Regions from separate parts of the Mus musculus genome. Here region 1 is linked to region 2. A link is a loop called in an ENCODE intact Hi-C map of the cell type or tissue named here. Cell type or tissue: gastrocnemius. All regions are shown on one strand. Links, peaks and the distances in the headings refer to the core of each region. The heading gives the core; the rest is flanking DNA. Region 1 has its middle 12 kb from the start of Gm41510. Region 2 overlaps Sh3bgr (SH3-binding domain glutamic acid-rich protein).

Region 1 (16,509 bases), core at 2,701-10,700, 110 kb before region 2:
TCTGCTGAGTTGTATGGTCCCTGGGCTCCCAAGTCCCAGGATGCCCTTCCATCCGAGCAGAAATGCTTGCACACACTAGCTCCTGGAGTCTTCTCCCCCGTTGCTATCCTAACTTCCATCTTACAGGCTGCCTCCTGTCCCTGCCTGTCTCTTTAAAATCAGAAAGGCTCCCCACCTTTTGCAATTCTCTCTTCCTCCAAGAGGTAGTCATGATGTCTTCCAATTCCCCCCTGCCCAATAAACCTTTCTTTGCAGCCAAGGAGTGGTCCACTTGGTGGTTTCACTGCACACTTGCTTACGTTACGATCTGTGAAGCCATGAACACGGTGCGCCGGCTGTGCCTTTCCTTCACACGCTTACACAGACTCCTAGTGACCAAGACCAAAATCGTATGTCTGTGTTCCAGAGGGTGACTTATGGGTCGCTCGGGAAACCAGTAACCCTCTGTCTACTCAGGTCCTAGAGAGGAATCCTGGTTGGCCCGCTGAGGAGAAATCCTATCCACTTCCAGATCTGGAAGCTCCATCATAAACATCTGGATCCTTCCTGCCCTGCCCGTTTGAAGCTGTCAGCAGCCCTTTTATCTTGACTGCAACAAAGAAAGCTGTGTCCCTGCTGCTTTCAAATGCTGAGACCTTACTGGGAAACTCCTGCAATGTTAAAAAAAAAAAAAAAAAAAAATTGATCCTACCCGGAACAAAAGAAACTATTTTGGCTTCCCTTAAGTAGGGCTAGCGGCATCCGAAGTCTTAACACTAAACAGTGTTTATGAACTGTTAGCATTTCCTACAGTAGCTGTGTTTTATGAATTCCTCCAAGCATGTTTAAACATCTTGGCTGCTGACACGCCAAGGGTTGAACAGCTCAGGGTTTCACGCGCAGGAGTAGAGCCCAGTGCCCCAGATCCCAAGGCAGTGACTCCTCAGCTCTGTTTGGAATCACAGCATACCACAAGTTGTGTGGAGCAGAGGAAGAATAATGTCCAAAGGAGTCTAACACCTTGTCCTACTTGCTCACAGCCTGATAAGGTGGCAATAGGTCCTTCAGTACTAATGTTTTATTCATGAATGTCACCTATGGCTCAGGATTAGTCTCAATTTGGAATCTTCTTCATTGCTCAAGAGGACTTCAGTTCATGCCAGAAGCAGCGTAGCGTTCTCTCTCTCTCAGTCTCTCTCTCTCACTCTGTGTGTATGTGTGTGTGTATGTGTGTGTGTATTTTTGTGTGGTGTGTGTGTGAGTGTGTGTATGTATGTGTAGTGTGTGTGTATATGTGGTGTGTGTGTGAGTGTGTATGTGTATATGTGTGTGTGAGTGTGTGTATGTGTGTGTGAATGTGTGTATGTATGTGTATGTGAGTGTGTGTGGTGTGTGTGTGTGTGTGTGTGTGTGTGTGTGGTATGTGTGTTATGTGTGTGTGAGTGTGTACATGTGTGTATGTGCGTGTAAATGTGTGTGTATGTGTGTGTGGTATGTGTGTGTATGTGTGTGTGGTGTGTGAGCATGTGTGTATGTGTGTGTGAGTGTGAATGTGTGAGTGTGTGTATTGTGTGAATGTATGTGTGTATGTGAGTGTGTGTGTGTGTGGTGTGGTGTGTGTGTGTGTGTGGTATGTGAGTGTGTGTATGTGTGTGTGTATGTGAGTGTGTGCATGTGTTGTGGTGTGTGTGTGTGGTATGTGAGTGTGTGCATGTGTGTGTGTATGTGAGTGTGTGTATGTGTTGTGGTGTGTGTATGTGGTATGTGAGTGTGTGTGTGTGAATGTGTGCATATGTGTATGTGCGTGTAAATGTGTGTGTATGTGTGTGTGTGTGTGTTGGGAGGTGTGGTGACACAGTTCCCGCCCCTAGAGCATTGCCAGGCCATTGATCCCCAAGTGTGTTGTTGCCCTGAAACTGATATACTGTCTTTTCTATATTACTTTCAATCTTGCTTTCTGGGGAATATGCTTTCTCCATTACTCAGAGCTAATCACTCCATAATAAACAGATCCAGTTCTCAGGAATGAGGAATGGAGGTGGACATGAGGCTGTGGAGGATGAGGAACAGGCCTTCTGCTTGGCCTTTAAGGCCATGGGAAAGAATCTAAACGACATAACCACAGAGGCCATAGAAGCCTACATGGTCCTTTGTAGAAACAGTTCGCTGCAGAAATAGTTCGTTGTGAGACTTGGCCTTAAAACTTGGAATCGTGAGGAGATACATGTGCCTTTCAGTCCAATGACTGCTGCATTAATTAGCCAGGGTGACCTTGGGGACATCAAGGACAGAGAGTTAAAATGTCTCAATAAGAAAAGGCATGGATAGGAAAAGAAGGGATCTATAGAAAACGAGCAATGATGATGGGTTTATTTTACAGGAGGAAGGTTTGTATATGATGTAGAAACAAATAGCATTAGAAGAAGAGTATATGAGACCCCAGAATTGCCAGGATAGGAAACAAAGGTTAGAGAATTAAAACATGATGTACAAGCGTATAAAACATGAGTATTTTGTCCTCCTAGTTTCTTGAAGGATTGAAGACGACAGTTCCTAGAGAGATATTAGAGAAAGCCTGCTGCTTTACTTACATAAAATTTAAAACTTTGTAAGAACTTATTTAAACCCTAGTAGTCTGTCACCTTTCTGTTCTTACATGAAAACAGTTACTGCTGTTAAAGACTGCTGTCTGCTGTACCAGGAAACCGCAAGAGCTGTGCCCAGTTACCTGTGAAGAACAGGCTGTGTAAAAACCATAGAGAAACATGCTTTTGCTCTGTGTTTAGTTTCTGTTTTAAGGAAGCAGGAATTGGAACTAATGACCTGGGATTTATAGAAATATTATATAAATTTAAGGATTTCAAAAAATATTAACAATAGTGAAACCCTTGATGGTGTAGCTTTAGTAAATAAGAGACTGGATGCAGGCTCTCTGGTCAGGAGAAGGAAAAGGAATGAGAAGAAGGAAGAATGGTGAGACTGGGGTCTTCATGACTGTGCAGAATACCATCTCTCCACTTCCCTGGCTTCATTCTTCAGGTCCTGTGTTTAGATCTCTATAAAGGGGACTCTAATGCACCCATCTAAGTATGAAGCCCCATCTCTGGGCCAACTGCAGTGGCCTGGCCAGGCAGCCTAGAGGACAAGCAGCCACAAGACGCAAGTGCAACAGGGGTTGGGCAGTTTCCTGTGGGCAGGGAAAGAAACCGTGGGGAAAACATGAGTCCATATGGGTTGGTGGGTATTTTCACAGCTGATTGCTTGTCAGTCTGCAAATATGAATCTCGCCTTCTTCCACATCCTGCTTCAAATCCCACTTGTGTCGGGGATCTTCTGAGCCTCCTGGTGCTTTTATGAGTGACGCTACTTCTTCAGCAGGCAAGAAAATGCCACTACCCACCTCTCTTCTGGATCGAGTTCCCCTTTCACCCTAGACGGCCACTAGGTGGCGACAGACCTCACTAACCAGAGCTGTAAGATAACCAGCCTGAGTGCACAGACACACTCAAGACAGCTGAGCTGGCCCGTGCATGAGAAGAAGCTACAGACAGGAATTTCCACGGTGTTGAAAGACACTGGCGCAGGGACCAAGAAGGGAGGACCTGAGGGAACAGCAGGAGGCCTTAGGGAGGGTGGGCATGCCTTTGGAGAACATTTAGACGAGTTTTGAAGGCAGGTTATAGTATTTCGTTTACCGGGATTCTAGTGTTTGGGAAGAAGTCTTCAGGAAACATATTTAGGGGTGTTGTGTGAAGTTCTTTCTGGGGAGATACAAACACCTGCTCCCCCCCATGCCCGAACAAGGCAGCAACAAGCCCAGCTTAGGTTGGCCTGATCCTGCTTATATTCTAATGCTAATATTGGGTCTCCAAGACTGGTTGCCCCAGAGACAGAGAGTCTGCCCTTAAAAGCTAAGTGACCTTGCCCAAGTTATTTCTAATTAGTAAATAAAGATGCCAACAGCCAATAGCTCAGCAGAAGACACATAGGTGGGGTTTAGGTTTCACTGGCTTGGGATCAGAGGGGGATCACAAGGGGGAAAGAAGGTGAAGGGAGGAGGAAGCCGCCATGGGTTAGGTAAGCCATAAAAACATGGCCCTGAGGGCTGGCCAACTGGAGTTAGGAGCACCCCAGATGAAACGTAGTAAATAGTAAGTAATAATTCAGGGTGAGCGATAGAAAGTAGGCTCTAATAACATAGAGGGTAGTTATCCACCCAGCTCTTGTGCTATTTATTGTAAATATAAAGGTTGTGTGTGTGTGTGTGTGTGTGTGTGTGTGTGTGTGTGTGTGTGTTATCAGGGAACTAAATGGTCAAAGGCAGGATACAAACCCTGGGTTGGAATTAAACAATTTCTACAACAAAAGCGCCATCCCACCAAAATTTATTGCACTTACTTAAACATCATGGATTTGGGATTATTTATAGGACACAGGGAACCCCAAAGCAGCCGCTGTTGTGTTTTATAAAAAGATGAGAGACCAGAGACATGTTTGGTAGAGGCAAGGAATGGTATAGGAGAAGGGGGTGACTCTGTGGGCCCACGCTGAAGCATGGGTCCCCCTGTGGTACCAGCCACAAGCTGGTGTAGTATAGAATAGAGTTTATTCAGAGCATGGGGAGGAGGGTTGAGATGGTAGTAGAGACAAAGAAAGGCAGAGGAGGTGGGGGAGAAGAGGCCAGTCATGAGCACATGGGGGGGGGGGGGTGATGGGAAGAGAGAGGGAACAGGAGCAAGGGGACAGAGTAAGAGCAAGAAAAAGAGAGTGAGGAGGGGGCAAGCAGCCCCTTTTATAGTGAGTCAGGCACACCTGGCTGTAGCCAGGTAACTGTGGAGTGGAGTCTAGACTAAATGCCAACAACCATACTTCGGAACATGTTACCCCAACATGATGTTCCCCACAGCTGTATAAATAAAGTCCTTCCCTCCACCTTCCACAGTCCACCCTCTGAGAGCACGAGGTCACTTGCAGTTTGGGCAGAATTAGACACAGTTGACTGGGAAGAACAGGGTACGGTGACAAACTCTCAGGGGACATCGTGAGGAGCCCTCCCCTTGCTCACAGCAGTAGTTACTGTTCTTGGAAGATAACACTCCACCACACAGGTGACTCTGATGCAGTAGTAGTGAATGAGGGGAAGCTGGAGTGGCGGACCATGCGCTCCAGCTGTGCCAACCGTTCCCCTGGATGGTCGTAGGACCATGATAGCTGTGGGGCTGTGGAGCTATGGAGCTTGTCATGGTTTGAATAAGAATGCCCCATAAGCTCATATTTAAATGCTTAGCAGTGTAGCTCTTTGATAGGATTAGAAGGATCATGAAGTGTAGCCTTATTGGAGGAAGTATGTAACCAGGGGTGGGCTTTTCATAAGGCCCACCCCAGGTCTATTCTTTCTGCCCCTCTCTACCAATTAGGAGGAAGTTCTCAGCTACTGCTCCAGGACCTGTCTGCATGCCACCATGTTCCTGCTGTGATAATGGACAAAACCTCTGAAACTGTAGGTTTCAGTAAATACTTCATTTTGTAAGAGTTGCCTTGGTCATGGTGTCTCTTCACAGCAATAGAACAGTGACTGAGATATGGCTTCAGGTCCATGCAGTGGAGCTGTAAGGATGTGAGCTTGTGGGACTGCGGGGCTGCGGGGCTGCTGGTTTGTGAGGCTGTGGGGCTGTGGAGTTGTGGGGCTGTGGGCCTGTGAGGCTGAGGGGCTACAGGGATGGAGGGCTGTGGTCCTGTGGGGCTGAAGGACTGCAGGGCTGTGGGGCTACAGAGAGCCTGTAGGGCTACAAGACTGCAGGGTTGTGGGACTGTGAACCTGTAGGCCTGTGGGACTGTGGGGCCGTGGAGCTGTGGAGCTGTGGGGCTGCAGAGACACATGGATGGAGCCCTGGGTTTCTCATATGTCTGGGGCCATGGAGGTCTTTGCTTCTCCTTGCCACTCCCTTATGCTCTCTTACACATGCCTTTCTCAGGCTCTTCCCCTTCCCTCCTCTCCCTCCTCTTCCTCCTCCTCCTCCCCCCTCCTCACTTCCCTCCTCCTCCCCCCTTCTCCCTTTCCTTCCCCCTCCTCCTCTTCTCCTCCCCTTCCTCCTCTCCCTCCCTATTTTCCTCCTCCATCCTCCTCCCCTTCTCTTCCCCTCCTCCTCCCCTTCCTCCCTTTCCTCTTCCCCATCTCCCACTTCCCCTTCTCCTTCCCCCTCCTCCCTTGCTCCTCCTCTCTCCACTTCTCCTCTTCTCATGCCCTCTTCTTTCCCCTTCTGTCTTCTTCCCACCTCCCTGCTGGTAAGATGACTCCAGATCCCAGAACTTTGTTTCCACCATGACTAGCACCTTAGATCCCAACTGTGACATCCCTGGAATATGGACTCTTAACTGTTCCACCTTAGTTGGCTGTCCCTACAACTGGCTGTTGTTGTGGCCATGAGGATAAGCTACAGTTTCAAAAAAAAATGGGTTTCAGAGACCCCTTTGTGGGAAGGACAGTGTCAGAGAAAGGTTTGACACCACAAAGTCCCTTAGATAGAAATTCTAGAAGCTGGTAGCCCCTGCCCAAACCCAGCACTCATACCCAGAGCCAGGACTACTGTCAGAGACGTCCCTGACTCAGACTGCAGAGTGCCTCCCCCAGACTGTCTTGGCACATGAGCATGGGAGCACCCACACAAGTTCTCAAGTCACTGAGCTCTGTGTGCCGCTGCAGCCGTCTGTCCTGCTACACAGCCCAGGCCTGAGATGACAAGGCCTGCCCATTGAGCGAGTGACTAGAGCCCTCCTATCTCAATTCCTACATTTGGAAGAAAGAAAAACAGACACCACCACCCCACCCCACCCCCCACCCCCGAAACATCCAGTTTCGGATAAGAGGCAAATACTTTTTAGGATAAGTATGTCCCATGAAACAATTTATAGGGCATATTAATACTAAAAATATTTGCTGTTCATCTGCATACTTGAGACACCCTTAGGTGTCTGCTGATGTCTTAGGTGTATTACTGATGATCTGTAGTTAGCTGCCCTACAGTTTACCTGGCAATACCATGATGGCCATGTGGTAATTAGTGAGGGAAAGCTAAGAATCAAGCCTTCTAACATCTGAAATGAGCCAAGCATTTGCTGACTCGGTGTCAGGATCACTTTTTCCCTCCAGGCTGTGTTTGTTCTCAGTGATATTCATTCACACTTGGAACTTTAGGGAATTATTGATCATTTCCCATTTTACAATCAAAACTCTTTAAGTTTGCATGATAAATTATGTAGCTGTCCCAGACGAGCAGAAACGGTGCAGGTTGGGATGAAGTACTTTCATTCTGCCACCAGAGGGCACTGCCGGGTGAGAAACTAAATGAAAATTACACAGTGATTTCTGTTGTTTATTTTTTAAATGTATGCCCATCCCGTGTGTGTGTGTGTGTGTGTGTGTGTGTGTGTGTGTGTGTGTGTGTGTGTGTGTTCTCTCTTGGAGGCCAGAGGACAACTTTGTGTGGATTCCTTGGTGACAGTGCCATCCTCCTTTGAGACAGGCTTGCCATTAAGCTAGGCTGGCCAAACAGCAAGCCCTAGAAATCTTATTTCTGCCTCCCTAGATCTGGGAATACTAGCATATTAATTAACACCCCTGGCATTTTTATGTGCTTCTTGGAGTGAAAGGGGGATCACACTCAGGTCTCCATACTTGCAAGGCAAGCATTTTGCCGACGGACCCACCGCCTCAGCCCTAAAATTTTAATTTACTAACATCCCAGAGCTATTTCCCTTCCTGCTCGCCACACACACACCAACCACATTCTGTTTTACTCTGTGAATGCCTGAGTCAGATGCTCTGAATGCTCACCCCAACAGCACAGGCTGTAGATTCTACTACTATAGAAAAACCATGAATGAATGACTATCCCCTACCTGGCTTTATTTTTGCATATGAAGAGGTGTGTTTCTGCTTTCATAATCCAGTCTAAGATTAGCTCAGGCACTCTGTACTCTTCGAGAGCAGGCACCTATTTAGATGAGTGTGTGGAAGGCACCCTCAGCCTCTGGTTAAACGTGTTGCCACCCACCCACCCCACACCCCGAGGTTCATCAGAAATGGTACCAGCAGGTGCTATAAGGAGGTCCTACAGTCATTGGTAATATGTTCTCAAAAGGAACTGTGGAACCCTGGTCTCCCCTCCCTTTTCTATCTGCCATTGAGCATGCTACGTGCAACCTTCTCCAGAAGACCAAACAAATGAGGCCACCTGACCTTGGATTTGAACCCCAGAATCATAAGGAAACCTTATCAGGGGTCTCATTGTAAATGACACAAGCTAGTTAACATTCTGACCATACCTAGCATGCATGGTGGATATAAATGCATGCTTAATAGAAACGGGTGAATGAGTGAAAGCCAACCATGAATGGTACATGTTGTCTGCAAAAATTCAAGCATTGATACCAAGTAGTGATGCCTGCAAAATTTGTGAGGAAAGATTATGTAATCACCTGAAATCTGGAGCTGTCTCTACTGAGAAAACCTACCTCCTACACTCTGTCCCATACCATCGTAGGTCAGTACACTGAGAGTGCACACATCAAAAGAGGACACAACAGACCCAGACCTACTGAGGAAGCCATTGCAGTGAGAACACATTGGACTAGGTAGTAGAATATTATTCAAAAATATCAGGTCCACAGATTCACCTGTCTGATTCACCTGTGGGTAGGAATAGCCATAATTAGTAGTTAAAAGAATGTTCTTGCTATGAGCCGCACTGTGTCCTCTTCGAATTTCTGTTTTTAAAATAAGTTACATCAGCATTTCATCCTTAGCCGAAGGCCCACAACCTCGCCCCCTCCTAAGGTGTAAGGTGCTAAAACAGAGGTCCACAGCCCATCACTCTTAGATTTCATCCAGGACATCATGACTCTCCAAGCTCCAGCACCAACTGTGAGCTGCGCTCAGAACTGTCACATCAAGTAATTCTGTTTCTCATGTCAAGTCTTCCTGGCATGCCTCCATGAGGGTTGCTCCAGCCACCTGCTACAGGCGAGTCACCATCCCAGACTCCATTCCAAAGAGACCTTGGCCTAGAGCAGATCCTGGATATTGTGTTCTGTAAAAAGAAAGAGAAACCAGGGATATGTTTGGTGGAGGTGCCTCTGTGGGCCCATGCTGAGACGTCCCTTCCCCCTGAGGGACCAGCCACATGATGGTATAGTATAGAATAGAGTTTATTCAGGGCATGGTGAGAGGAGTTGAGGGGTAGTAGAGACAGAGAAAGAAAGAAGGAAAGAAAGAAAGAAAGAAGGAAGGAAGGAAGGGAGGGAGGGAGGGAGGGAGGGAGGGAGGGAGGGAGGGAGGGAAGAAAGAAAGAGAGAGAGAGAGAGAGAGAGAGAGAGAGAGAGAGAGAGAGAGAGAAAGAGAGAGAGAAAGAAAGAGAAGGAAAAGGGAGTAGAGGCCGCCATGAGCACAGAGAGAGAGGGTGGAGGGGAATGGGGAGAGAGAGGGTAGGGACAGGAGCAAGAGGAGAAAGCAAAAGAGTGAGGAGGGGGCAAGCAGCCTTTTATAGTGAGTCAGGCACACCTGGCTGTAGCCAAGTAACTGTGGGGCAGAACCTAGACTAAATGCCAACACTGGAGACCAGGCTTTGAACGGGAGGTGAATGGAATAACAAAGAACTTAAAGGTCAGGCTTAGATCAGCCATCTACCTACACCAGCTAAACAGGTTTGAAGAACTCTTCTGGTTACTGTAACAAAACCATCTTAACAGAAAGGGTTTGTTCAGCTCATGTTTTGAGGGATATAGTCTATCAGTGGGAAAGTCAGAAGGAGAGTTACATTGTGTCCCCAATCAGGAAGCAAAGAGAGATGAATGGGAAACACGACTCCCTCTCTGTTTTTTTAGTGTTTATTCAGACCTGGCATCCCAGGCCATGGGACAGTGCCTTCAGAGGGAAGGGTGGGTCTTCCCTAAGCTTAACTCTCTGGGAGTGGCCTCACAGACACTCCAAGAGCCCTGTCTCCTGGGTCATGCTAAATCCAACCAAGTTGACAATGAAGAATAACCCTCACACCTAGCTAGGGAGACAAGAGTCGGATCCAAGTATTTTGATTATTTTTCTGTTTTATCGGTCAGTATTCAGAAAGAAAATGCACATTAGAATCCCAGAGACCGGAGAAATGGCTCAACCAAGAGCCTAATGGGTAAAATTACCTAGCACAGTGTCTGACATTTAACTACCAGTGTCTCAATTTACAAAATTCAGGGACAACAGAGACAGCAGGCATAGCATCTGTGAAGCTTAGATCTTATCTGTTGGTTTGTGTTTGGTTTGGGTGGGTGGTTAGTTGGTTGGCTAGTTAGTTGATTGGCTAGTTAGTTGGTTGGGGGATTAGTTGGTTGGGTTTTGCTGCTGCTGCTGTTGCTGTTGTTGTTATTGTTGTTGTTGGAATTGTTTGCTTGTTTGTTCATTTGTTTTTGATTGGCTGGGGGGGGGGGATCTCTCTCTACATAGCCCTGGCTGTCCTAGAATTCATCATGTAGACCAAGTTGGCCTTAAACTCACAGAGATCTGCCTGCTCCTGCCTCTAAGTACTGGGATTAAAGATGTGTCTTGCCATACCCGACTGATGGTTAGATTGAATTGATAGCTTGGAATCTAACAGTCTGGAATCACCTAGGAAGAGAGTCTTGGCGAGCCATGGTCTAGATCAGGTTTTCCAGCAGGCATGTCTGTGGGGCACAGCTGTCCTGCTTGCTCATTGACATGAGAAACCCTTCCCACTGTGGGTGGAACCATTCCCTAAGCAGGAAATCCTGAATTATATAAGAATGGAGAAAGCTAGCTGACTTTGTGCGAGTGCCCATTTTCTTTGCTCTCAATCATGGATGTGGCCAACCACCCCAAGCTTCCTGCCTTGACTTCCCCACAATGACAAACTATAACTAGGACTTCAAGTCAAATAAATCCTTTGTCCCTGACAAGTGCTTTTGTCAGGGTTTTTTTTTTCCCACAATAACAAAAACAAAATAAAAACAGCATCTAGATTTTTTTAATCTCTGTCTAAAGAGTTCCTCAACCTCCTCCTAACAGAATATTTAACATTAACGATTTAAAGTAAACCTTATTGCCTCTGGGTGAACTCAATCAACAAGATTGTCTTCCCTTCTCACAATGCCTCAGGCATCAGGTGGCATCCAATGGCCATGAGTCTCAAATAGCATCTCTGTGTGATACAGAGTCTGTACTCAAGGGCTGACACCTGCTTGGATACATGATGCTCCCTGGCTCTTGGCCAGCATCACCCCAAGGTATCCATTTCCCTCTGCTCTCTGACACTCCAAGTGTAAATTCATTGGTGGAGAAACTGGGCCTTGGGGCTGTGAAGATGGCTCAGTGGGTAAAACTGCTTGCCACGGGGCTGAAGAGATGCTTTGTGGGTAAAAATGCTTGCCACAGAGCTAGAGAGATGACTCAGTGGTTGAGATCATCAGCTGCTCTGCCCAGGGATTCCAGTTCAGTTCCCAGCTCCTGCCAGGCAGTTCATAGCCCATAGCCTTCTGCAATTCCAGAGGGATTCTCACCATCTCTGGCCTCTGTGGGCACTGCAGGCATGTGGTACATAGAAAATACATTCGTGCAGGCAATAAGCAGACTGATACCTATCAAATAAGAAAACCTAAAACAAAACAAAACCTGATGGTGTGAGTTTGATTCCCAGAACCTACAATAATGCATGTACCATGGTGTGTGTGTGCCTGCACTTACACACCGCATACACAATGATACTTTAAAAGAAGAAGAAGAAGAAGAATGACAGCCAGCTTGAGAGAACGCGAGGCTCAGGAAAGAAATGGCTGTTACTACATCCTGAGCTTCTGACCCTGGGTACCCATTGCCCTGTGCACTTTCTCATTATAGCAATATCTTTTATTCAGAGATACAGATATGTTTTTGTCTCAGGTCCCATTTTTGAAGACCCTTAATCTCCATATGGTCGCAGGGACCATGGGAAGTGGATCTGTACTATGTTAGAACTTGGAAGTCGACATGCTACAATTTTTTTATTTTAATTTTTATCTTTGCATGTGTATGTACATGTTTAAGTGTAAATGTAAGCATGCCACAGTATATACATGAAGGACAAAGGACAGCATTCGGTGTGTGTACTCTCTTCCTGTCTGGTTTGAGGAAGGTCTCCTGATGCTTGGCAGTACATTTATAGGCTAGCGGGCCCACCAGCTCCCAAGGATCCTCCAGACTCACTGTAGAAGACCCACGATTATAGAAGACTACTAATATGCCCAGCTTTATGTGGGTTTGGGGATCCAATCTAGGTCTTCATGCTTGCATGCTCAGCAGTTTACCTGCTAAACCACCTCCTCAGGCCTTGGTGTCCATTTCAGGTCTTCCTGCTTGCTTGCCGAGTAATTTACCCACCAAGTCATCTCCTTTGCCCTTACTTTATTTATTTTTTTTTTTAAGATGGTCTTTATATAGCCAGCCTTGAACTTGTGATCTCCTGACTCGGCCTCCCATATGCTGTTTTTTGGTGTATATCACCTGGTCTAGGAGGACCTCACAGTTATAAACACGCAGTGATGATGGCCAAACAGGCCATTTGGGAATATGCATTAAAGTGTCACACATTTCAGCATCAGCAAGAAAGCCACCAACTGCTGCTGAAACTTCAGGAGAACATGATAGAGAGTGCCCACATGTCTATTTAGGGAGCCACACTTCTATTCTGACGCCGTACTTCTCGATGAAATATTTACATCCTCCACACAAAGCCAGTCATCTGTCTATTCGTTCGGTGACTCCCAGAATGTTCTCTGTCGTCACTGCCGTGCTCCTTCCTAAGAACAACCTTCCTAACCCTGTTAAGAAAGCAGTGGCTTCTATTACATTCGCATTCATTCAATAAACCTCTCTCAAGTCAGCAACACACGGGCCTCGAAGGTCAGCCTCTGCCCCTGGCTCTCCTGGGTGCTGGCAGTGTCTGCAGACCAGCAAATCTTGAAGGCTGCTGTTTCACAACCACACCGCAATGCATGGGAAGAACCCAAGATGCATGCAAACAGCTCAGGTTTTGAATAAATGCACAGTCTGTTGACAAAACTTCCTTCATGCACATCTCTTCCATGAGTAGCTTCCCTTCTCCCTCCAGCCTTAATTCCCGGAAAAACTTCTGCGCTTCTGCCTCTGATAGTTTATCTGTCATTTTTCTTTTAAATGTTATTTTTTAAGGATTTACGCACTTTATGTATATGGGTGCTTTGTCTGCGTGTACGTTTGCACGCCAGAAGAGATGATAATAGATTAAACCTCTAAACCTGTAAGCCAGCCACAAGGAAATGTTTTCCTTTATAAGGGTTCCCATGCCGGGCAGTGGTGGTGCACGCCTTTAATCCCAGAACTTGGGAGGCAGAGGCAGGCAGATTTCTGAGTTCGAGGCCAGCCTGGTCTACAGAGTGAGTCCCAGGATAGCCAAGGCAATACAGAGAAACCCTGTCTCGAAAACCAAAAAAAAAAAAAAAAAAAAAGAGTTTCCATGGTTGTGATGTCTCTTCACAGAAATAAAACCCTAACTAAGACACTTCCCTAAGTCCCTTTTGGTCAGGATTGTACCACAGTCACAGATATGAAGATAGGTGGCTAATAACACAGTTAATATGATCTTATGATTTAAAATTGCCACTTCAGATCACACTGACAGCCCCTCTTCTTGCCACCCCAATACCACGCTGGTCAATACTAGTAAAGTTTCTACTGTTCCCTAGAATTTCATGCATATTGCAGCCATTTGCTTCCGTTGGTGGCTTTAGAACACAGCAGAGTCTTTACTGTATCCTTTATACTACAGACGAGACGTTCAAGGCCCAGAAACATCAGGAGACCTGCCGAATGTCACTTAGGAGTGAAGGGGCCCAAGTTGAATATCAAGTTGGGCCCCTTCTGTTGATTTCAGGCCCCACAGAGATGGAAAAGATATGCATAGTTGATTTGCAGAGTCCTGAAAGCTGACCACAGCATACCCCTTGGGCTCAATGACCGAAAAAACACAGGCAGAACTCTTGCAAAAATCACTCTTCAGGAAGATCTTACCACTCAGCTTCTCTAGATAAAGGGCTTTTGAAGACCAGAAGCTCTACTGCAGGGATGTCAGAAGGTCCATCAGGGACAGGCATCGTCCTGCCTCTTTCCTCACCTTTGAACTCCCTCAAAGTCCTAGCAAGAAAGCTACAGCCTTCCTTCTCTTTCTTTGGTGCAGGTTGTAAAGCATGCAGGTTTCGCTCTGCTTATCTGGAAGGGGAGATTTAAGTTATCCCTTCCTTGAGATTCATTCCCAGGTAGTTAAGTCTGAGCACCAGGCTCAGCTGGCACTCTTCCCTTTTGTGAAGTTCATCTTAAAAGTCTCCTCCCAGACAGATGTGATTGGAAGGAGCCTGTCACTCAGGGCTGCTAGAAGGAACTTTTGGTGACTCTGAGCATGAGCCTCGGATCCCATCTCCCTGGTCCCATCAGCTTGCTTAGCATCTTAGAGACTTGCTGTTCCTCAAGGGCTTAGCTACTTAGGCTCTGAATTCCACTCACATAAGGTTACAGCTTCATTCATTGGCCTCACATTAGCTTGGAATTTGTTGTGTCTCTGTGTTTAGCTCATAACTTCTGCAATACTCTGGGGAAAACGTCTGTTAAGTGATTTAGTGGTTGACCAAGATCTGAGGGAGGATGCTGAAGGCATTAGAGCCTGTGGCAAATTATACTGATGTGTAAAGAATGACTCAAATAAATGCCACAGGACTTTTGCCTAGAAACATCTTAGACAAACACATTGCCCTCCTATGTACCCAGAAAGCAGAAAGTTGGTTTCCTCTTACCTCACAATACAATTCAGGCTAATATAGTACTGCTCCAAGCCATATGAATGAGAGCTTTGTGGGTACTTCAAAAATGTTTACAAAGGCACCAATTATATATTATAAGGGTTATACTCATTTAGTCTTAAGGTCCATAATCTTTGCACATGAGTCCAATCTAAAGACAGCCTAAAGTGGAGAACTTGCCCCTGTGTGGTTCCATTTTCTGAAACATAAATATTTATCAACCCACACAGGACATGGACCTGAGTCAGAGCAGTTTTTATTTACAACAGTTTAAACTAGAAAAGATTTGAATGTCCACACCGTGGAAGACGAATTAACACATTTGGATATTTTCGTACCATGTAGCGCTATTTAGCGACAGAAAAAAAATAATAAAATATGTTATACACAGACAGAGAGAGAAGTCTCAAAATGGTATTCTGAGCACAGGCACAAAGCGCTCATCAAAGGTGATTGTGTCTACACAGATCTAGAAAAGCTTTCCCTTACCCCCATTGTCTGGATGGACCACTGGCTGCTGTGGGTGGCTACAGGCGTCTTTGGGGAATTTGTGTTCAATTTGCTGTAGCTCATCCTCCTAGTGATTCATATTCACTCTACATACAAAGTAGTCATTATATCCAAAGACCTAAATTCTCAAGCCAGTATACTGTCAGCCCCATTTCAGAATCTCCCATCTCATGGGCATTATTAAATATCTGCCATGCTGGTAGACCCTGAATAGCTTGATAATACCAGGTGAAGTGAGTTTTTTTAAATAGTGAGGTCTTTCAAACTCTCTTTTGCACCTGAATCAGTATAACCCATCTGGAAACAAGCCGATATTTTTATATTAATATTGGAAATGTGTCTCTCCCAGCATCTCTGTCCTAGGAGGAATACATGTGCAAAGAAACTAGTCACACTAAGGAAACAATGTCTTCCGGACACATTAGGGCTCATGCACTTACAATTCAAGAGACTGACAGTACACACAAGGCCTGCACGAGTTCAAACAAGACAAAATGACACCACCAAAGAAGGGAAAAGCAGTTGTCTCCAATGGAGCATCACTGGACATATCAATCATACAACAGGGAGGGCTCAATGCTCAAGTGTAGTTCACCAAAACAAAATGGACACCATGATGTTTTGGTTGGTTAGTCAAATTTACTGGGTTTTCTGCTTGTTCTTTGGTGTGTGTGTTTGTTTGAGAATAAGACACACAAAGAGGAGAGAGAGAGAATAACATTGGAGAGGTAAGGAGGTAGGGAGGATTTAGGAAACGTCAGAGGAGAAAAAAATAATCTGATCAGAATATATTGCATAAGAGAATTTTAGTAAATTTTTGAAAGAGATAAGTCATGGAAAACACAACAAGGAGTGTCCACAGCACATAGACATAAACCGCTGCTCTGTCCATCAACAGTGGAGAGGGCTCGTTTTGGCAGATCCAGAGGAGAACAGACTGTCTTCATGTTAACCATGCAATGAAGCTAATCAGAACACCAGACAAACTTAGCCATCCTGCTTGTAAGCATAGTCCTAAGCCATATAACGTCGAAGCAAGGCGAGGTGCTGATCATCAGTTGTGTGTCCTGAGTCCCCTCATAACTATCAACACACGACACATACTTTGAGATTCCTATATATTTTACTTTTCTCATGTATAAGAATAGATTT
Region 2 (16,509 bases), core at 2,700-10,699:
AGCTATTGGATGGAACACAGGACCCCCAATGGAGGAGCTAGAGAAAGCACCCAAGGAGCTGAAGAGGTCTAAACCCTATAGGTGGAACTACAATATGAACTACACAGTATCCCCCCCCCCCCCAGAGCTCATGTCTCTAGCTGCATATGTAGCAGAAGATGGCCTAGTCAACCATCATTGGAAAGAGAGGCCCCTTGGTCTTGTAAACTTTATATGCCCCAGTACAGGGGAACACCAGGGCCAAGAAGTGGGAGTGGGAGGGAAGGGAGACAGGGCGGGGAGGGTATAGGGGACTTTCAGGATAGCATTTGAAATATAAATGAAGAAAATACCTAATAAAAAATTGGGGGAAAAAATAGGCCAAGCCATCAAGCTGGGTGGTGATGGTGCACCTTTAATCCCAGCACTCAGGAGACAGAGGCAGGCAGAGCTCTGCCTGTACAAATACTTCTGGTCATCTGTGAACAACCTACAGCCTCTGGTGCCCTTAGCTGTGCACATACCAACTTTGTTCTAACTCAGACACACCCAGAAACACATTCCTACCTCCTCCCTGCCAGAACTACAGAAAAGGGACCACATGGCCTAGACTAGGTTGGGATACCTGCCTCTGAGTGAACTGTTAGACATGTCCCCTACTTAAGAGTCTTATGCATATGCAAAGGTGGATGCACATAAGATTAAAATCAGAGGTATCTTGGGAAGTGAGCAAAGGCTTACATCATCCAAGCCTGCCAATCAAAACAGAAACTCCTGTGCCATATCCTTGGCAGCCGGACTCCTCTGAAGCCTGTGGGGGCCCCAAGCAGTAGTCACAAAGCATAGCTCTTCCTGACCTGAGCTAACACTTCACTCTGCTACTTTGCAATCTTGAAACATCCATCCCAGATCCCCACTCCCCACTAACCAGCAGCAACAGGCACACGTTCATAAGCAGAGCCGTGTTCTACGTCTCTGTGCGTGGTTCAATTCTCACTTCCTAAGATCGCTGTCGGTTGCATTTCTCATGTGGAGAGCGAACTCCTTCCTACAAAATATGGTTGAGGACATGCAAAAAAAAAAAAAAAAAAAATCAGCAAACTGAAAGATGAACACTAGGTAAACAATAAAATAAATTAAAATAATAGATAAATAACATAGAAGATAGATAGATAGATAGATAGATAGATAGATAGATAGATAGATAGATAGATAGATAGATAAGGGACGTAAAAGAAAGTCGGGCTCTACCTACAAAGCTCTGCCCTCGGTGCTGTAACCTCCATTTCAACTACGGCCATGGAACAAGACAAACTGGAATTATGGCACATTTTTACATCACTAAATTTTTAAATCACAGTCTCAGAAATCATTTTTCTGAGAAAATGCTCGATGCTCACCGTGAAAAGCACTTCACTAGCTGGAGAATGCGCTCTGTCTTGTGAGTTTGGAGCACGCAGGTGGCTCGTCAGAGGACATTTAACAACCTTGATGGTGCAGCCGCGGAGGATGCCCTCAGAAACCACCGTTAAGGCCGCGGCAGTCTGTGGGAAGCAGCTGACAAAGCAGCTACCCAGCTAGCTGGTGGGACTAGGCTATTCTGGTCACCGGGGTTACTTTAAGATAGGTTTTGTGACCCCTTTGAAACACTCCAGAACTGGGTTATTGTGCGCGCTACACACGCTTGAGAAATCCTTCAAGGAACCGATACTGCTGTTCAGAACGAGCTCACGCACAGCACCTATGCGGGAGTCTGTGACGCTGCTGCGAAGAGGCGTGGGTTCCTGGGGAACATGCCCTGCTGGCAAGCATTTTCACTATTCCGTGTTCATAAAACAACTAAGGGTGGCAAGCTACAACTTACGTTCTTCCCTCCAGAGTCAGCAGCCTGAAGGCTCACCCCAGCCACCAACTCAAACAGGAGCTTTCCTGTGCCCACTGGAACAGAAAGCCTTTGTTACAGGAATTAACCTCCCTACCCGGAAAACCTTGAGTTCTGGGAGCTACTTTGCTGATGGCAATGGTGTTGCCATGGTTACCAGACTTGCCCTCCACAGTGGGTCCCTAAACCTTGACAAAAAAAAAAATTCAGGAAAAATATAAAATTCAAATTGAACTGCAGACTACCAAATTAGTTTTTATGACTAGTTGTCGGTATCAAATATACAACACTGATTTAGCAGATAGAAGCTATATGGTTGGAGACTGGGGAGATGGCTCTCCAGTAAAGTGCTCAGAGTGAAAGCATGAGGACTGAGTCCTCAGCACCCATGTGGAGTATGGTGGCCACCTACACTCTGTAGGCGGAGACAGGATCCCTGCTGCAAACTGGCTAGCTAGGCTAGGTAAACTGGTGAGCTCTGGGGCCAATGAGGGACTCTACCTCAATATGTCAAAGAAAACAGCTAACATCAACACCCAGTCTTCACTTCTCCACTCCATGTACACACAAACGCACAGACCTCCAAGCCCATGTGTACTCAGACACAAGGAAGCAAGCACACAAATACACAAGCATACTCACACATATACATATGCATATAACACACATGCACATCCTATCCCCACATACACATATGCACACACAGGCATACACACATATATACATACCACAAGTACACACACATATACACTATGCACACATATATACACACATATATATACCACACATACACACACATATATACACATACATATACATACCACACATACACACATATATGCACATGCACACATACACACACACATACACATGCATACCACACACACACACACACACATATATATATATATATATATATATATATATATATACCACACATACACACATATACCCATCATACATACATATACATATATATACACACACACACATGTACACCACACACACTATATATGTAAAAACAGAACTTTGCAAAGCCATCTGTAATTGCTCACCACATGAGTTTTGAATTGAGCATTGCAATTCATTTGGGAACTTCCCAGTTTGAGATCTTATGTAAAACAAGTTTACTTTTTTGTTTGCACTGTCTGTTGGGTTCATTCTTAGATTTAAAAATCACAGGTGGCCTTTAACACTGGAGAATAATCTACAGTAGTTCCGGTACTTCCGAATACTGTGTCTATGGTGTGGTCACCTTTATACCTTTTCGTGTCCACTCCAGGCCTCTCCCAGGAAAAGAAGCTACAGGGAAACAGAGATGCTGGGGAGATGGTCCAGTGAGTAAAAGGCTTTCTGGGTAAGCATCAGGACCGAACCTACATAAAGCCAAGTGCAGTGGCAGCTGTAGCCCAGGACTCCTAGGGTGAGATGCCATGAAAACGCAGAAGAATCCCAGAAGCAGGTGGAGCAGCCAGACTGGTGAACGACAAAAAGAGCCACCCGCCAGGCATGGTGGTTAAGTCAGGAGGCAGAGGCAGGCGTATCTCTATGGGTCTACATACTGAGTTACAAGCCAGCCAGGGCTACTTAATGAAACCTTGTTTTAGGGGAAAAAGAGAGGGGGATTTGCAGGCTGAAGAGATAGCTGAGTGGTTAAGAGCACTTGTTGCTCTGACAGAAATCCAGGTTCTCTGCGCCCACAAGGCAGCTCACAATTGCTTGCAAGTCTGGGTCCAAGGGATCCAACTCTCTCTATTCTGACTCCACAGGCACCAAGCATGTGGTACACAGACATACATGCAAGTAAAACACGCATACTTCTAAAATAAAATAGGCACCCCCTTTCCTCAAAAACCTGATGGTAGACAAACACTTGAGGTTGCTGCCCCTACCTCACAACACACACACACACACACACATACACACAAATCAAAATATTTTTAATTAGTGACACATTAGGTAGGAATTAATAGTGACCAATCAAAAACTATAATTCCTACTTAATAGTCACAAATTCTTTTTGAGATCAGAACTACTTATGAGGAACCACAGCTGTGCTGCCCAGAGCCTTGCAATGGGTGCTTACTTTCAGTTGGCAACTCCCCTGGGTTTGGAGTCACCTAGAGGACACTGTTATGAATGACTCCTGGGGATTAGCCCACCCTATTGGGCAAATTTCCTGCAGATCAACATGAAGATGAACTTTCATGAAATAATGCTGTTTAGATAAATTGGTAATTCATGAATTATATAATTCCTGATACTGATTTTACAGAATCCCTGTAACTGATTTTAAGAAGTTAAGATAGTTGATAGAGAGTTTAAGGTTAGAATCGAAAACAGAATGTACCTCCTGCCACAGAATACCAAAGGCTGTGTAGTTCAAAAAGGAGTTCAATGAGCTCTTATGTGTAATAAGCATGTAAATTGCACTAGGAAGAAAAATAGGTTTCAAACAAATTAATGATCAAGGAAATCATTCATTCTAGGTCAGGTCCAGGGATAAGGCCACAGGTGTTCACCATAATAAAGTAAGTGGGGAATTCTAAATAAAGGAGTGGGTGATTCTATTACATTAAAAAAAAAAAAAAGCTATTGCTGTGACTGTATGATGAACCTGTGGATAAAACTATTGCTTTGAACTGATAATGAGCTTATAGAATGAAAGAGATAAAACTACCACTTGGAACTTACAATCAACAATCCTGCTGTAACTCCTTATTGGGTAACATTTTATCTGTTTTTAATGAAGACATTAAAAAAGTCATTCTTTTTATTAGAGGGTATGAAATTGTTAAGATTAGAAAAAAAGTAAGTTGTTAGAGCTTTGTTCTAGCCACCAAATGCAATGGATCCACTTCAGTGAGAAACCAACTGGCACCCAAACAGAGACTCCCATACTCCAAGGCTCAGAGGACTTGTCTTGGAGGCAACATTGAGTCTACTGACAGAACAAAGACCTAGAAAGGGTCAGGAAAGGTGGAGCTCTGGGGAGCAAGATGCATTCTCCCAAATGTCTGTGCCAAGCATTATCCAGGGTGGGCTGTGATCAAAGCCAGGAACCACAGTAGAATAAGACTGGGGTGCTGGCGGCTGAGGTGAGGCGTTCTTCTCATATTCTGCCCTTGTGTTTCCAGACTTTGTAGCTCACATACAAACATGGATGCCTCGGTTTTCCTTCCGTCTGTCACAGGATTCACCAGGTTGCAAAAATGAATATGTAAGGCTTCCTATTCAGGAGCCTGACTCACAGCAGGATGCAATCAACAACAAAATTAACAGGAAAGGCACTGCTGCTGCTGTATCTCCCACAGTGACCTGGATTCCCACTAGTCCATCCTGGAGAAGGTACTGAGCAGCTGTGCTGGCAAGAACCAGATGTTGGATCTACAACAACGCTAACCTTGACAGGGATCCCCACGTTAAGCCTTCCCCAACCACACGACATTCACACTGGAGTCCTCGCCAGCTTGAGTCTGCATCCCAGAAGAAACCATGTGCTTGAGCAGCCCCAGGCTTCTAGTTTAAACACCACAGCATACTAACACACCTTAAAGAGTTCACAATTCGCTGGCAGTGGTGGCGCACACCTTTAATCCCAGCACTTGGGAGGCAGAGGCAGGCGGATTTCTGAGTTCGAGGCCAGCCTGGTCTACAGAGTGAGTTCCAGGACAGCCAGGGCTACACAGAGAAACCCTGTCTTGAAAAACCAAAAAAAAGAAAAAAGAAAAAGAGTTCACAACTCAATGAAAAACACCAAAACCAAGCACTTTGGAAGAAAAAAAAATGTAGGGGAGAAAAGAAAGAAAGCCATAGGCTTCAGAAAGCCATAAAAGGATGCTTTAGCTCAGGTCAGGAATATGTTTCCAGATATTCAGGTATTCAGAATCACCCTGAGGGTCCAGGAAGATCAAGAATCCTTATCAAAATTGCCAACATGGGGCTGGCAGAGTTAGCATGGACTCCTGTGGAAGGCAAGCATGGGAAAGCGGATTATTTGCCTGCTTTGAAGTTTTTAAGAACTGGGTTGGAGACATGGCTCAGCAGTTAAGAGCAGTCACTGCTCCTACAGGGGACCCAGGTTTGGTTCCTGCCCACATGACAGTTCACAACTGTCTGGAACTCCAGTTCTGGGGATTCCACACCATCCTGTTGCCCCCTCAGGTACCTGTACACACAAAGTGCACATAAACTAATGCAGGCACGCACACATAAGCGACTAGTAAAGTTTTAAAGCTTTGAGGGGACTCTCCCAGAAAACCAAGAATCAAGTCCCGGCACCCACATAGTGGCTTACAGGTGTCTGTAACTCCAGTCCTAGGGGCTGTGGCTCCCTCTTCTCTCCTCCCTGGGGACCAGGTACTGCAGATGTGGTACAGTCATGAAGGTAAAACACCCATACACATTTAAAGACAAAAGATTTTTAGGACATGGGAACTTGCAGAGGACAGAATGGGGACATGAGAGAGAGTGTGTACAATAAGGGAGAACAGCAGAAAATGCTTGCCAGGTAGGTGTGAAAATGTCACCATGGGCCGGGCATGTTGGCACATGCCTTTAATCCCAGCACTCGGGAGGCAGAGGCAGGCGGATTTCTGAGTTCGAGGCCAGCCTGGTCTGCAAAGTGAGTTCCAGGACAGCCAGGGCTACACAGAGAAACCCTGTCTCGAAAACAAACAAACAAAAAAAAAAAAAAAAAAAAAAGAAAGAAAGAAAATGTCACCATGGAGCCCAGTATTTTGTATATGTCTGTGTTTACATGCAATAGATTCATATGTGCACAAATTTTAATTTTAGACCTGCACGTGATCTCGAATAAAAACATTATGAACGACGACGTGCTTGTCAGCTCACTATTGTGTAGAGGTTTTAGTTTTGCCTGCTCTCTTCCTTGGTAAACGCCTTGGCTGCCCAGTGATTTCATCCTGAAGTACCCTACCGTGGACAAACAGGCAGCTGGCCCTAAAGGCCACGGCACCAGACCACGAAGCCTGTGTTTTGTCGCCCCCTAGTGGTCCTTAGAGTGTGAGGTAGGTTCTTGCACCAGTGGGACAGAGGACCCTCCCCAGGGATGAGCAACAAAGACTACTCAGGCTTAAAGAAACAAATTAGCTTTTATGTCACTGATTTTCTAATTAAAAAAAAATCTTACTTTGAATGCTCGGGCCTTCTTTAGACCAATCAAGCTCTTTAATCCCATCAGATTACCATAAAATTAGTCAATTAATTGAGGAGGGGTCCTCCTTGTTTTTCAACACGGAATTTTGAGTTCTTTGGGGGTGCACATGTGCACATACTCACAAGGAGAGGCCAACCTCACCCATCGTTTCCCTATTACCAGTCTTTTACCTACCTTGCTTTTAGAAGATAAACTTTTTTTAAATTTTTTTTAATTAGGTATTTTCTTCATTTACATTTCCAATGCTATCCCAAAAGTCCCCCATACCCTTCCCCCGACTCCACTACCCACCCACTCCCATTTCTTGGCCCTGGTGTTCCCCTGTACTGGGACATATAAAGTTTGCAAGACCAATGGGCCTCTCTTTCCAATGATGGCCAACTAGGCCATCTTCTGCTACATATGCAGCTAGAGGCACGAGCTCTGTGGGGTACTGGTTAGTTCATATTGTTGTTCCACCTATAGGGTTGCAGACCCCTTTAGCTCCTTGGGTAGTTTCTCTAGCTCCTCCCTTGGGGGCCCTGTGATCCATCCAATAGCTGACTGTGAGCATCCACTTCTGTGTTTGCCAGGCACCGGGATAGCCTCACAAAAGACAGCTATATCTGGGTCCTTTCAGCAAAATCTTGCTAGTGTATGCAATGGTGTCAGCACTTGGAGGCTGATTATGGGATGGAGCCCCGGGTATGACAGTCTCTAAATGGTCCATCCTTTTGTCTCAGCTCCAAACTTTGTAACTCCGTCCATGGGTGTTTTGTTCCCAATTCTTAGAGAAACGTTTTTAAAGGAAAGCTACTTCAGTGATTGGGGGAGGGACTAATTTGCTTCAAAAAAAAAAGTCTCTTTTTGTTACCAAGGTAACAAGAAAAGAGCTATCTTCCAGAGTTTGACTGCTGCAGCTAAATAGTACATTGTAAACAGCGCATGGCTCAGCTGAGGGAAGTTGACCTCTCTGCAGGAGACACTAACACAGTGACTGTGACAAGAGGGGACAGCACAGCAAAGATAGGAGCCTTGCCTCCCGCCCGTACCCTTACCCCCACCTCTGCCCCACGCCTACCCCACCCCCAGAGCCAGAGGCATCCATCCCTGCCCAGAATGGCAGGGGAAACGGAGTGCCACAGAATGTAACAGGGAAGAAAATAGCTCTGATAAAGTAACATTGGCAGGCAAGCAGAGTGATGTGGTCCAACCTATCCGAAGCAGTCAGCTGTTGCTGACCCTGCAAACCAATCGGCAGCCAGGGGATCATAGAGGTTCCTGCAGCCAAAATTGTACAAAGACCGTGAAGTTGCAGACATCATGTCCTAGCTGCACCCCTGCATGTGTGGGTGTCAGTGCTCTGCAGAGTGTGCACAGCAATCACTTGAAAACCTGAACCAATTGGCACGACAGGGTATACAGGACTTAGTCTGAACAGAAAGAGCAAGTTCAAGTCCTCACAGAGGCAGAGAGATGAACCAGGAAGGGGTGAGGAGAAAAACAATAAGACCAGGTAGATTCTTGGCATCAATCTTTATTTATGATTGCTCTCTGGGAAGTGTTTTGTTCTGAAAGCCAAGCCTAAAACAAGCAGTACACAAAGAAATCCTTCTGCTATGTCACAGAGGGGAAACTACGCCTCAAGATCCTGTTTGCAGAATATTAACGAGAAGGTCTACTTGTGCATAGCCAAGGAAACAAACGTTAAGCAAAGACCAAAAATTTCAGGCAGCGTACGCGTGCAGTCTTCACATTCAGCCTCGTGTTGACACAGTGAGGTAGAGACCCACATGCACCTAGCTGTCTGGGAGGGCGTGAGTCCTCAGTGAACCCAGGTGTGCCGAGGGAAGGGTGCTGGCTTCCAGCCAAGTATTTCGTTGCGTTAATGGAGAAGAGAGAGTTCAAATGTAGCCTCGTGGCTCGGATATTCTAGAAGGAAGGAAATATTGTGAGAAGACTGTTAAAGACAGAATGATCACTGTGATCTTCACTATCCAACCCACAAACCAGGAAGGCAGGGCCACATTTTACCATTTGTGGCTGCAAGTAAAGAAGAGAAAATAAATCTCCATCATGAGAACGGAGCCAGGTGTGTACTGGTTATCAGACCTAACATATACCAAACACCAGAAGAAAGGAAAGCTCTCTATGGCTTCCCAACCATTTGTTAGTGGAAGGCAGAGCGGTTGCATCTTCAGCCAAGTTCCTGATGGGTAATTTCAACAGTGCAAGTCTCCACTAGAAAGCAGGATTGAGTCATGTGCATTGGGAAGGAGTGTTATTTATTTGTTTATTAATATGTATGTTTATACACATATGTACGCGTGTGTGTGCATCATGTGTATATGAGGGTGCCCATGGATGCCACAGGAAGGCATGGGATCCCTTGGAGCTTGAGTCCCAGGCAATTTAGGTGCTAGGAACCAAATTTGAATGCTTGGTAAGAGCAGCAAGTACTCTTAACCACTGAGCCATCTGTCCAGCCTCAGGAGGAGGAATTCAATTCCGAATACTATGCTGGGTCTGTGCCACCATGCCTTTAAAGGCAGCATTTAGGAGGCAGAAGCAGGAGGATCTCTGTGAGTTCATGAGTTCAAGGCCAGCCAGGGTGACAGAATGAGACTCTGCATCAAAAGACAAAAACAAACAAACAACAACAACAACAAAAAAAAAAAAAAAAAAACCAAAGCAGAATCTGAAAACCACACACTGTTGCTCCTCAGATTCAAGCATAGTTTGGATTCCAACTCTAGACTGCACAAGAGAGTGTCTTCACAGTTCTGTTCACTGCCACGCACTCCAGCAGGTCACGTTTTCAATCTGAGTATGAAATCCCCCAGCACAGAGACAGGCTTGCCTCTGGAAGCTGAGTGGTTCCCAGGGACTTGGACCCTGCTATCTGCCATGGCGCACGTGAAGAAAGTAAGAGGAGTCAAGGGTGAAATTTGCGGTGCTGCCTGGGTCCCGCCTTCACGTCCAGGTGTTCAGACTCTGAAACAGATTACTACTGGCTGGGTTCCAACCTAGAACCCTCGGGGAAACACACCAAATGCTCTGCCCAGTGCCACATTGCTTTCATTTTAACTCTGGGGTTGAACCTGGACAACAACCACACACTAAGGCTTCTCTCTCCACGGTGCCATTTCACACTCAGGATTTCATGGTCGTCATCTCAGAACTGCATAATTTTCAAGGAACTCTACAAGTGTTGTGAGTAGTGATGGATCTGCAGTATTTGGGAAGCTGCCTGTGGCCCTGTGGTTCTGTGGCCCTGTGGCTCTTGGCCCTGTGGTTCTGTGGCTCTGTGGCTCTGTAGCCCTGTGGTTCTGTGGCCCTGTGGCCCTGTGGCCCTGTAGCCCTGTGACCCTGTGACCCTGTGGCCCTGTGGCTCTGTGGCCCTGTGACCCTGTGACCCTGTGACCCTGTGGCCCTGTGGCCCTGTAGCCCTGTGACCCTGTGACCCTGTGGCCCTGTGGCCCTGTGGCCCTGTGGCCCTGTGGCAATTTGCTTTACTCCTAGTTTGATGGTAAATTTATCACTTTTGCATTTTCCCCAGTTCTTCTGATGGAATTTTATAAAATTCTCAAAAATGAGTCCCAGTTCATTCCTTAGCAGTGGAGCTGTTACCAAAATCTGACAGACAGTTGACCTTAAAGTAGAGGTCTGTGGCCAGGTGGTAGTGGTGGTAGTGCTTGTCATTAATCCCAGCACTCGGGAGGCAGAGGCAGGAGGATCTCTGAAGTTCAAGACCAGCCTAGTCTATAGAGTGAGTTCCAGGACAGCCAGGGCTACACAGAGGAACCCTGTCTCAAGAAAACAAACAAAACTAAGTAGAATTCTATGGCCAGGTGGCAGTGGTGTGTATCCACAGCATAAAAGAAACATGGGGATGGGGGAGGCATCAAGTCCTGTGTAATATAAATGGAAGGTTATAATTTTATGAACCAGTAACAAACTGTGATAGCCATTCCCACCAGCTTCAAGATGTCCTAAGAACACACAAACCATCTTGAAGCTTCTTTTCCATGAAAATTTTGAGATGGAATGTTCACTCTGTGTACATACACATACGCACACACACACACACACACACACACACACAGAGGAATGCAGCAAAGGCTGCACTGGTGACCCCAGCAAATGTTATCACTCAGCTGACTAAACCAACCATTCAAGATGGCAGACCCCACCTCACCGGTTGTCTACACAGCATTGCTTAAGTTGTTCCTTAAGCAATACATCAGAGTACCAAGGAGTTCCTTTTCCATCTCTACATGAACCTTTTTTTCTAGTCGGGGACCAAGTCTCATCACAGGTCTTGCTGATGGCCTACTGTGTGCTGGGGTACTCGTCCCTTGTTATGTCCTCCTCAGCTGCTCTCCTGGCTGTAACTGGAAGTCTGACTCACGTCTTTTAACACAGGTGTGATATAGACAGGAAAGAGACTAAAATACTCTTCAATTTTTTTAAAGCCATGGCAGAAAAATTGTAAGGACGATCCTAAAATACCTGCTGCCCCAGAGTGGGTCACAAAGACAATGACAGCAGCAACCCCTTTTTGCAAATGTGTTGTCCTTGTGTCTCAAGAAACCAGCTGCTTTCACAGCACAAGGTGATTTCTAGGGTTTTCACCTAGCCTCTGGTAGCTAAGGATCCCACCACATCCTTCATATTCCCAGTCACTGTAAACTGCCATTCTCCCATTAACATACTCATGTGATACTTACCTACCTGTAGAGAATTACATAGTTACTGTTTTATCACCAACAGATATTTAAAACCACAAGGAAGCAAAAGCCAAATGTCTCCTAGTCCAGTGTGTCCACACAAGTGTTCCTAGTGCACAGTGTGTCCACACAAGTGTTCCTGGTCCACAGTGTGTCCACACAAGTGTTCCTAGTCCACAGTGTGTCCACACAAGTGTTCCTGGTCCACAGTGTGTCCACACAAGTGTATCTAGTCAGCAGTGTGTCCACACAAGTGTATCTAGTCAGCAGTGTGTCCACACAAGTGTTTCTAGTGCAGTGTGTCCACACAAGTGTTCCTGGTCCACAGTGTGTCCACACAAGTGTTCCTGGTCCACAGTGTGAACACACAAATGTTCAGTTGATATTAATAAGTGGAGACAGACTGTGCAGTCCTTAGGATGACATGCACAGCAACAGCAATTGTCTTTCATGAAGCAGTAGCTAGCTCAGTGACTTTTGGATTAGATTTGCAGTCAGCATCATCAGTAATGAGATCAGTCATGCTGTGGACATGCAAGCATGCTGGCTAGTAGAGGCATCAGGACCGGAAGCTGCTTCTGTGCCAGCTCTTAAGTAAATATCATGTAGAGGAGGAAGTGTATGCACACTGACCCTTCTTTATTCCCTTCCCATCATGCCCTAGTGCAAACTCATAGACATGGTAGCCAATGAAGCCTGCAGTGCACAGAGCTGAGCAGGAGAGATAGACCTGTGACAGGTCACACAGGTCACACAGGTCACACAGGTCACACAGGTCACACAGGTCACACAGGACACACAGGACACACAGGTCACACAGGACACACAGGTCACACAGGACACACAGGTCACACAGGTCACACAGGACACACAGGTTATACAGGTCACACAGATCACACAGGACACACAGGTCACACAGGTCACACAGGTCACACAGGACACACAGGACACACAGGTCACACAGGACACACAGGTCACACAGGACACACAGGTCACACAGGTCACACAGGACACACAGGTTATACAGGTCACACAGGTCACACAGGACACACAGGACACACAGATCACACAGGTCACACAGGTCACACAGGTCACACAGGAGCTAGCACTCAGCTCCAGAATTATGCTCCTACCTGGGAAAGTTGAAGCACCAGCCTGAAAGGCCTAAGAATCTTCCCCTTCTCCTGCCTCTTCCTCAGGCTCCTCTTCTTCAGCTTCCCCCCCTGCTCCTTCCTCTGGTGCCTCTTCCGTCTAGTTTATACAAAGCCACGTCATTACTGAGAAGCGTAAGTGCCAAAGACACAACAGGAACAAGATACCAAACTTAAGCAGAGGACTCTCATGACACCTGCCACACAAAAGACAGTGGGGAGTGGCTGAAGAAGACATCTGACATTGATGTCCAATTGCCACATGCACACGCACACATACACACACACACAAATATATATACCTACATGCAAACACTCATACACACATATACATACATTCACACAAACACACATACACACATACAAACACACATACACACATACATATATACACATACATACATACATACATGCATACACACACAAACACACTTACACATATACACATACACACACATAACACACAAACATACATACACAGAGACATACACACACAAACATACACAGAGACATACACACACACAAACATACACAGACATGCACATACACACAAAAATACACACACCACACACACACATACATACAAACACACACACCATCACACACATGAGAGGAATGTAACAAGTTACGCCAGTGTCACCAGCAAATGTTTTCACTCAGCTGATTAAACCATTAATGATGGCAGACCTTACCTCTCCTGTTGTCTCTCCCTCTCCTCCCTCTTCTCTCTCTTCTCCCTCTTCTCCCTCTTCTCCGTCTTCTCCCTCTTCTTCCTTAGGTCCACAAAGGAAAAAAGAATGCAGTAAGCCTTACATTGAATGTTTAAGATGAACAAACCATAATAGCATAGAATCTCACTGCACAAGTAGAGCATCAGGCATTCTCACACACTCAGTGCAGAAATGCAAGCAACTAAGTTTTTAAACCAAAAAATAAAATAAAATAAATCACTTCTGCCCTTGTATCCCTTTAAGTGGGCCTTTACTTCAGCTGGAAACCTGTTCATAAAAGCCACAGGCCAGCGAGGCTGCTCCCTAAGTGAAGAGCTTGCCGTGCACGCCGGATGAGCTGAGTTCAGCCCTCATACCCCACGTAAAGGTGGAATGGAGAACCGATCACACAGAGCTGTCTTCTGACCTCTACATATGTACCATGGCACAGTAATGATCATTCTTAAATAATTTTGAGATTATAATGACGTCATTTCCCCCTTCTCTCCTCTCAACTCCTCTTTCATATCCCACCCCACCCCCAATTTGTTCTCATTCAAACCCATGGCCTTGGCAGGGCTGCTGCCTACAGACCTTAAAGCCTTGCCACCACCCTACAGCCTGCCTCTCTTCAGTTAGAGCCACAGCTACGCCAGCCATGGACTTGCAGTCCCTCCCTCGTGCAGCTGAGGTAGGTGCATCCCCCCTGAGGCCCAGACTCCAGGATGACTTTAGTCTCTTGTTTATCCCCTTCTTGCCTTCATGGCTCCCAGACCACAGGCTGGGTCCTGTGGTATGGTACCTTCTACCCTTCTAAGCCATCCCCAGAAACCTTTAAGAACCAGGGCTTCCCTTTGTTCCCTACACTAAAGGCGCTCACACCTTGGGAATCCTGGAGACCAGTTGCTCGCCAATAACTCTCCTAAAGGATAACTCTTTCATCTCATTCCTCTCAAACCTGCAACATCTTCTTAGTGTTTAAAACAATGGCTAAAAGCCATCTGGACTCTGCTTATCCCTCTGGTTTCCCAACTCCTCACTCCTCCTTAAGCCAAACAGAATCTCATGAAATCCTTTTATATCAGCAGCCACTAAAAATAAGTTTTGCAGGGAAGGCATTTCCTAACCCAGGAGACTGAGTTACAAGCCCTCAGACTGGCTCCCACAGCCATCACTGAGGTGTCTGTCTGTCTGTCTGACTGTCCTGTGTGCTCCCAGGGGCTGTGATCTATCCCTTATTTACTATCAGGATCCTGCCACTGGTGGGGCCAAGATGTAAACTCAATGAACACCAGCAAATGGCCGGGAGCAAGAACACATGAGGGCTGATACCTACTGTCTGCCTTTCAAAAAATATTCCTTTTCTTCTTAATTTCATGTCATCAAATTAAAACCCATCATATATAGCATGGAATTATCAATTCTATAGGGTTTTATATTTTCCTAAATCCAAGTGAAACAAGGTGTTATTAAAAATGGTGCTTGAACAGCATTGGGGGAGGGGGTTACTGCAGTAACCGCTGGTCTCAACCAGAAGAGGGACTGGGCACTCCTTATCAGTACTTAAACTGACCCGATTTCTTGGAATATGTACTAAATGGCAACAGTCACCTGCTCAGTGCTCTTATAGAAATAGTCCCAAAAGTATCTTCAAGGGCCCTGCAGATGTCTGTGCTAGCTCAGAGTGCAGGCTTCCTGTCAGGGCAGGACTCTGCCTTCCCATGGCTCCTTCCCAGTCACTGAAGTTCTGCCTGGCATGGGGTGATGGTTCAATCGACTGATAAAATGTGAACTGGATATGTTTAGCAAATGCCACTCCTGCTTTCAATCCTACTTAGGTTGAGGTACAATATATTAATTTTAAAAGCTTTCCAACATAAGCTCACAGAGTTAGACAATTTTCTGAAGCAGGCCGCTGTTAAAAAGTCAACTATACGAAACGCTTGAAGTCAGTTTTGTGGTTAGAAAATAATCACATAGGCTTATAAAGAAGGCTGTAAGTGCCAGGTCAAGAACCAGGTGCAGAGTGGGTGGGAACCAGCACTGTGAGTGTCTTATTGCCCACATGATGCCACTGTGCAGTCCTCCACAGGAACCACCGGGGGCAAACATGGGAAGTGAGAAGTCTCCGACCTGCCACAGCAGCTATTTTCTGCTAGGACCTCAGCCAAGATTCGGGCCACTGGCACGGCACTAGGACAGTACCAAGAGCAGGTGTCAGTGGTGACGAGTGTCAGACATGGATGCTGAGGCCTGCCAGTGTGGCCTGAAAGGGCAGCTGGCCCTAGAACTGGCAGGAGAGAGAGCACTGGGGTGTCCTCTGAGTCACTAGCCCTTAGCCCAGCCTTGGGCCTGCAAGCATTTTGTAGCTACATCCATGCTGGCCTTATAAAAGGCACTTTGGTGTGGTGAGACCCCAACTATGTGTCACCAAGGCCAGGGCTTTGGGTTTTCAGATGAGGAGAACCAACTGGTAACCAACACGACTCAAAATAATTCCACCTTTTTCACAAGGTGACTTTACAGACAGAGGCAACACAAACATGAGGCAGTTGTGATATTTCCACCACTTTGTGATGCCCTCATGATGTTCCTATTGATGCTAGCCCGTGAGGAGGCTCAGCCAGAGGCCTGTAGCCCACCCCAACCCACAAGTCTCCTGGGCAGCCAACACCACCCCTATGCCTTGTCAGTCAAATTCCCAAATTCTGCAAGTGGCCCCCATACCCATTGTTCTGATGCTTATAGAATCCCACACATCTTTATCATCTGGCTATCCCTGAACAGCAGATCTCTTTAGGATCAGATTCTGTACATGCCTCAGACTCTCTGAGACCTGTTGGTCCCCTGGATCCTGAATTCAGTGAGTTTCTTTCCCAGTGCTGGGCTTCAGTCCTCA

What was found. Hi-C counts contacts between places; a loop is a spot of excess contacts. Peaks named below come from ENCODE experiments on the same cell type or tissue, not always from the same donor. Only the 100,000 strongest peaks of a DNase experiment are listed, where the experiment ranks them.
Region 1: it touches region 2 in a loop (12-fold over the local background); 39 of 42 quality-filtered maps call a loop at or near these places.

What each region holds. Positions count from the first base shown.
Region 1 is chr16:96,332,249-96,348,757 of GRCm38, reverse strand. No RefSeq gene overlaps it. Among named protein-coding and RNA genes, the nearest start is that of Gm41510, 12 kb to the left of the region's middle. In gastrocnemius, for the core only: CTCF peaks have their summits at 3,419 (motif pointing right) and 7,283 (motif pointing right); DNase peaks (open chromatin) are centred at 3,431, 7,312 and 8,969.
Region 2 is chr16:96,220,965-96,237,473 of GRCm38, reverse strand. It overlaps Sh3bgr (SH3-binding domain glutamic acid-rich protein), which reads right to left. Exons shown (of 8, transcript NM_015825.2): 6 at 13,593-13,673; 7 at 12,883-13,000; 8 at 8,541-8,951. The coding sequence ends at 12,914. It also overlaps a transcript of B3galt5 not described here. Among named protein-coding and RNA genes, the nearest start is that of Sh3bgr, 29 kb to the right of the region's middle. In gastrocnemius, for the core only: a CTCF peak has its summit at 6,880 (motif pointing left); DNase peaks (open chromatin) are centred at 6,859 and 8,856; H3K27ac peaks cover 1,691 bases.